Linked DNA regions of Homo sapiens: region 2 is linked to region 1. A link is a contact called in ENCODE Hi-C data. All regions are on one chromosome and are shown on one strand. The core of a region is the stretch at or near the end of the contact, and the rest is flanking DNA. Distances in the headings are between cores, read along the strand shown.

Region 1 (3,332 bases), core at 316-2,815:
GGGGGCCAGTGAGTTTGAGACCCCTGCTTCTAAGGCCAATGGGCTGCCAACTCCCACTTTGATGGGCCTCAATTTCTCCTTCTGATCAAGGCAGGGGGATGGGAATGATTAGGTGCCTAGGTCTGCTTCCTCTTGCTGTCTGGGATTTCTCCGGGTCCACAGGCCTCTAGTCTCTCTTTTGTGAAATGAAACGAAAGCTGTTACTTGGAATGTCTGGCCTCCGTTTCCCCATCTGGAAGGTGGGGTCGAGAATCCCACTTGCCTTGGGCTGTTATGAGGGTTGGATGACATAATTTGTGGCAAGTGCCCACATGGTGGGTGCCACCTAAGTGTTTGCAGGCAGTTGGCATGGAGGTACTTATTGTCCCATCCCCCCAGGGTTTCACTGCAAGGGAGGCCGCTTTTTCTCAGGTGAGGACACTGAGGCTCTAGGAGGTCACACAGGTCTAAACTTAGTTCACCGGGAAGACCAAGCTCACTCTGGCTCGTGAGATGATAGGGAAACTGAGGCCCAGAGAGGGTCCCAGAGCTAGGGAGGGGTAGAGTCAGGCTCCAGCCAGCTCCCCAGCCCCTATCCTGGGCCCCTCCAGGTTCAGGGGTGGGCGGGAGCAAGCGCAGCCGGGAGGGGCCTGAGCCTTGGCCCCTGCTCGTGCCCGGCACCTGCGATTCTTGCACAGGAGCCAGCAGGCCGCTGCGTCCGCAGGGGAGGCTGGGGAGGCCGGGGAAGGCCAGCAGGGGCGGCGGGGGCCGGGGCCGTGCCAGGGCCTGTCAGCGGGTCCCCGGCTTTATTTATGACGTGAGGCCGATGTCCTTATCCGCCGGCCTGCTGGGGGCTGGCTGCAGCCGGCAGCTGGACCGACAGGCAGGCCTCCCACCTGGCCCTCCTGGCCCACTCCCTGTCCCATGGGCCCATGCTGGGGACAGTCCCATGGGGTCATCTTGCACTCGGTCTCCCTTCATCTGTCACTCTTCCTCTGTGTCTCTGTCTCGATCTCTTTGTCCCTATGTCCCCAGGGTTTCTGTCCTACCCTGATCAGGCCCTTTCCTCCTGGGCTGACACCCTTGGCTTTCACCCACCCTGCGTCTCCATCTCTCCATCCCTGGCCCCGGCTCTCTCATCCGTGCGTCTTTCTCCCTTTCTCTTTTTCGGCCCCCTGCTCTGTCTGTCTATCTCTATGTCTCATCCCCCCGGCTCTGGCCTCTCTCATTCTCCCCTCCCCCCACTCCACTCGCACCTGGCTCAGGCCACAGGAATCGGGTTCCTGGAGGAGATGTGGAGGAGGAGCCCCTTCCTTCCCCCTCCCCCCCACCTCCCCAGGGGCGCAGCCGGGCCAGGGGCGCAGCTGGGCTGCTGTGCAGGGCCGCGGGGAGGACTCGGTCCTTGAGAAACGGGGAGGGAGGTTCCCCGAGGGGAGCATGGTCCCGCCGCGCCGGGGTCTCCCCTCTCCTGCCCGCGCGCACCCCCTGCCGGGCGCGCTCTGACACTGCCGCTCCGCCCACCACCAGAGCGCCCGGGCCCGGGCGGCGGGGCGTGCGAACCGCGGGGCGGAGAGCCGAGCTCGGGGCCGGTGCGGCGCGAGCTCAAGCAGTTCCTGGGCTGGCTCAAGAAGCACGCGTACTGCTCCAACCTCAGCTTCCGCCTCTACGACCAGTGGCGAGCCTGGATGCAGAAGTCGCACAAGACCCGCAACCAGGTAGGAAGGAGGGACCCTCGGGCGTGGGGGTGGGGACAGGGAGCTGGGGGGGCCCAGAAAACAGGGGAGGGGGAAGACAGCAGGCTGTGGACGCAGGTCTGCAGCCCCCACGACACCTCTGCCTTCCTTCCAAGCACAGGACGAGGGGATCCTGCCCTCGGGCAGACGGGGCACGGCGAGAGGTAAGGTGGGCCTGAATGGGTGGGCGGGAGGGAGCAAGGGGAGGGCCCCTTCCGGTGGCTGCAGGTCTTGTTCACACCCCCACGCCTCCCAACCCCAGCCTTAGAGTCGCTGAGATGGAATCCGTCCTCTTCCTTTGTTATTCATCAGCATTTACTTAGCACTTACTGTATAACTGGCATTGTCTCCTTTAGCCTAAGAACATTCAATGCCCTGAAAATGTCCGAAGTGGAATCTCCTCCGAAATGAATGAACATACTCACCCTAGTTAGCACGCATGGGCGCCTACTGCATACTGGCTCCGCGCCAAGTGCTTTACCTGCAGCTCAGATAGCCTCGCCAAGGCCCGGAGAGGGGCAGGACCCTGCCCAAAGTCACACAGCCAGAAGCGGTGGGGACAGGACACGAATGAAGCCTCCTTCAGTGGCTCTGTGGTGCGGCCCTCTCCTGGACTCCCTGCTTAGCTTGGCTTCCCCTCTGCCTGCAGGTCCTGCCAGATAAGCTGTAGGGGCTCAGGCCACCCTCCCTGCCACGTGGAGACGCAGAGGCCGAACCCAAACTGGGGCCACCTCTGTACCCTCACTTCAGGGCACCTGAGCCACCCTCAGCAGGAGCTGGGGTGGCCCCTGAGCTCCAACGGCCATAACAGCTCTGACTCCCACGTGAGGCCACCTTTGGGTGCACCCCAGTGGGTGTGTGTGTGTGTGTGAGGGTTGGTTGAGTTGCCTAGAACCCCTGCCAGGGCTGGGGGTGAGAAGGGGAGTCATTACTCCCCATTACCTAGGGCCCCTCCAAAAGAGTCCTTTTAAATAAATGAGCTATTTAGGTGCTGTGATTGTGAAGGTGAGTTTGGGGCCTGCCTGGCCTGGGGTGGGGGCTGTGAGATTTGAGGGGAATGTGAGGCGTCTTAATGACCCTTTGAGATTAGAATTTTCACCTCCCAGGACTTCAGACTGTCTATCCAGTATTTGCAAGGTCTGATTCTGAACTCCTTGGAGAATGTGATTCAAAATACCTGAGCTGGCTGGCTGCAAAGGCTCATGCCTGTAATCCCAGAACTTTAGGAGGCCAAGCTGGGAGCACTGCTCAAGGCCAGGAGTTGGGGACCAGCCTGGGCAACAAAGGGAGACCTCATCTCTACTAAAAGCAAAAAATTGGCCAGGCGCCATGGCTCACGCCTGTAATCCCGCCACTTTGGGAGGTTGACATGGGTGGACCACATGAGGTCAGGAGTTCAAGACCAGCCTGACCAACATGGAGAAACCCCGTCTCTACTAAAAATACAAAATTAGCTGGGCGTGGTGGTGCATGCCTGTGATCCCAACTACTCAGGAGGCTGAGGCAGGCGAATCACTTGAACCCAGGAGGTGCAGATTGCAGTGAGCCGAGATCGTACCATTGTACTCCAGCCTGGGCAAAAAGAGCAAAACTCTATCTCAAAAAAAAAAAAAATTAACT
Region 2 (3,202 bases), core at 425-2,924, 390 kb after region 1:
GTAGGAAGCGTGCCTTTGGGCGATCAGGGAGCTGAGCAACCGAAAAACCTCCCCTCCAAGGAGGCGGCAGGCCAGGGCCTGGACCAGCTGCCCTGGAGCCCCCCACAGAGCACGGACTACCGCGTGGGCGCGGAGGGCAGGGAGAATGGGAGGTGGATTTCTTTTTATTTTTTGTTTTTCTGAATTTTCCCAATTTCTCTGCAGTGGATTGGTGATACTTCTATAGTCCGAGTGGGGGAGGAGGGAGCAAACATGTTACCCTAAAAAGAAAAAATAAATTTCCCAAATGTAAACGGTGCGGGGACGTGGGGGTGGGCGTCCCAGTACTCCCAGGGCACTGGGGGCGGGCTGGGGACTGGGTTGGCGGCGGCTGGGCCTCGAGGCGCTAAGTTATTCTGGTCTCTCGGCGCCTCCGCAGCTGGCGAGCTTTTTATAAACAGGACGAGTCACCCCCCGCCACACACACACGCTCCAGCCCCGCCTACTGGGAGGGGTGGGGGGAGAATCTAGGGGATCAGGACTCTCCTGGGGGCCACACACCCCTGGAGGGTTTGAAAGCTGGAGTAGGGGGAGCAGGAGACCCAAAGTGGGGGCTGGGGTTTCGGGCTCCTCCTCCCTCCCCAAATTCTGACTTCCTTCCCTAAAGATTTGGAGGAATAAAAGATGGACCATCTTAGCTCCCAAAAGGCTCCATCCTCTGAGTTTTGCTTTCCCAGGATGGAGGGAGGGGGTCTCCCAGCCCCCGGGTCTTTGAATCCGAGCTTTGAAGAGCTGGAGGCTTCGGCTCGTGCCCTCCCTGTTTCCCGGGGCATTTACCGCAGGCTTTAAGGGGTTTCCGGGACAGGTCGCTTCTCTGTCCCTGCTAAACCTTTTCTTCGAATTTTCTTCTTGATGACGGGGCGCAGGGAGGGGAGGGGGTTCCCAGAGAGTCCATCAGCCCCTTCCTCCTTTTCTGGGAATGGTGGGGAGGGGAGGCTCTCTTGACCTCTACTTCTTTCTTTTCAAACCTCAGAAACGGGGGAGGGGTGGAGTCTTTACTAGCCCCTCCCTCAGTGGGGGGGTCTTACGCCTCGGGAATGGGACAGGGGTCCCTCTTGACTCCTGTTTATTCTTTGGTATTTATTTTGAACCCCATATATGTGAGGGTATAAAACATCTCTTGGGCCTCGATTTTTCTTTTCTGCAATTGGGAGTCAGGGGCATTTAACAGGGGTCACAGCACCTTGGACTAGACGGTGGCCTCAAGAGTCCCCTACCTGGGGTGGGTGCGGGCGGGTAAGGGAACCGCCCCTCGAAGACCGGGGCTCAGCCAAGGCCTCAGCCTCTCGGCCCTTCAATCTCCCAGATGCCACCATTGGACAAGAGGAGGGCGTAGACAATCTCTGATTGGCTACTTCGCCCGTCGCTCGAGAGCTTAAGCCAGTGAGAGAACGCTGAGGGGCCCCGCCTCCCCGAGGCGGACAGGAGGCGGACGAGAGGCGGAGTCGGCCCCCGCGCCGCTCCCGCCCCTACTGGATGCACACGCTAGGCCCCGCCCCATTTGCACGTCAATCTGCTCAGGAGCCCTGCCCCATCTGGCTCTGCGTGCGTCAATGGGCCACATCTCTACGCGCGGCTCCGCCTCCGGATGGCGTCACGGACTTATCTACATGTGAGGCTCCGCCCCTCCCTTTGCAGGACGTCACGGAGGACTGCAGGGGCCTGAGCCGCTGCTGCCGCCGCCGCCGCGCAGCCCCACATCAACGCACCGGGGTCCTGTCACCGCCACCGCCAAAAAAGTCACCGCCGCTAGGGTCGCCGTTGCATCGGTGCAGGGCAAGGTGAGCTCCTGGGCGGCCGGGTGTGCTCAGGCTCCGAGCACCTGCATAACCTTCATTTGACTGATGGGCTGATGGAGGTGGGGGACGAGGTTGACTAGGGTTGAATGGGGGGAAGGATGCGGCGGTCGCGAGGCTGGGAATGGGTAGGGCCCGGGCGCCCCACTCCTGCCTGATCCTCACCACTAACCCCCCCAACCCCCCTGCTCTGCGGCGGAGGGGGAGGGGAGCCGAGCTCCTTGCGGGAAGCTGTGCGCGCGGGAGGCTTTTGCGTGCGCGTGCGCGTGGTGTGCACACGCGTGTGCGCGCCTGCCTGTGTCAGCGGGTCTGTGTGCACCCTTGCTTGTGTACCTGGATATGCTCGTGTGACGCCGTGGGGGTCTGGGCCTAAGTGTGTGAGCGTTGCACGCGCGTGGAGAAAGACGTGTGGACCGCCTGTGCAGGTATGGCCCGTGCATACAAGCACGGGGATCCGTGTCCGTGTGGGTGATGTGCACACGCCTGCATGGGTGGAGGGGCCTGTGCGCACGGGTGGTTTGCACATTTCTATAGGCGAGTCGGTGTGCAAACAGGTGTCTGTGTCTTTGTCCTGTGCACCTCAGTGCGTTCACACACTCCTGTATGTACGGATGAGCGTGTTTGAGGCTGTGTGCACGTGAGCGTGTGCATGCCCCTCCTGTATCATGTGATGCAGCGGCCTTGGCCGGAGCTCTCCGGCCTGGAGGTTTGCGGGGAGCGGGGGCTGCAGATGCGCGTCCTCGAGGGACCATGCACGCGGTGCACGTGGGGCCGCGCGGCCGGGTTCTGAGGACCATGAAAGATTGATGGGGGGCGGAGCCAGCCGCAGTCACCCCCTCCGGGCTCAGCCCTGGGTTTAGGGTTACAGCCCCACCTGGGGCACCTGCCCCTTGAAGGGGGCTGCTGGGGTGTCCCCATCGGCAACCCTCTGAGCCCCTCCTCTGAAACGCCCAGGATTTCAAGGTCACAGGCTGCCCTCTGCTGGGGGCACCACCAATTAATACTGGGGCTCCTGATGGGATAAGGGTGTCCTCCATACACCGGCCGTTTTCTGGAGCCCTTGCCATCTTCTGCCTGGGCTTGGGCACATGAGGATGGAGAGAGCCCCCCTCACGGCTCTGCTACACCCGGTATCCCCAGATGGCATCCGCCACAGACTCGCGCTATGGGCAGAAGGAGTCCTCGGATCAGAACTTCGACTACATGTTCAAGATTCTCATCATCGGCAACAGCAGCGTGGGCAAGACGTCCTTCCTCTTCCGCTATGCTGACGACTCGTTCACGCCTGCCTTCGTCAGCACCGTGGGCATCGACTTCAAGGTCAAGACCATCTATCGCAACGACAAGAGGATCAAGCTGCAGATCTG

The links. A loop is a pair of places that touch in the nucleus more often than their neighbours do. Pooled maps may share reads with other maps.
Region 2: a pooled map shows a loop between it and region 1 (2.7-fold over the local background). The contact joins the promoter of RAB3A here to the enhancer-like site in region 1. A Hi-C loop is called at or near these places in 1 of 168 maps with a recorded cell type or tissue (CD8-positive, alpha-beta T cell) and 8 of 50 pooled maps.

Annotation. Positions count from the first base shown.
Region 1 is chr19:18,592,609-18,595,940 of GRCh38, reverse strand. It overlaps CRLF1 (cytokine receptor like factor 1), which reads left to right. Exons shown (of 9, transcript NM_004750.5): 7 at 1,507-1,694; 8 at 1,834-1,876; 9 at 2,362-2,704. The coding sequence ends at 2,375. Among named protein-coding and RNA genes, the nearest start is that of REX1BD, 5.5 kb to the right of the region's middle. RefSeq lists silencers at 1,251-1,640, 1,661-1,750 and an enhancer at 2,384-2,885. Within about 2 kb of position 1,565, at least 10 of the 41 ENCODE cell types and tissues checked have a DNase peak (open chromatin) inside an H3K27ac peak, as active enhancers do.
Region 2 is chr19:18,202,514-18,205,715 of GRCh38, reverse strand. RAB3A (RAB3A, member RAS oncogene family) reads left to right here and starts at 1,674. Exons shown (of 5, transcript NM_002866.5): 1 at 1,674-1,820; 2 at 2,976-3,202. The coding sequence starts at 2,976. LOC102725254 (a long non-coding RNA gene) reads right to left here and starts at 986. Exons shown (of 2, transcript NR_134910.1): 1 at 817-986; 2 at 153-260. RefSeq lists silencers at 323-382, 1,268-1,657 and enhancers at 1,038-1,137, 1,323-1,617, 1,650-2,432.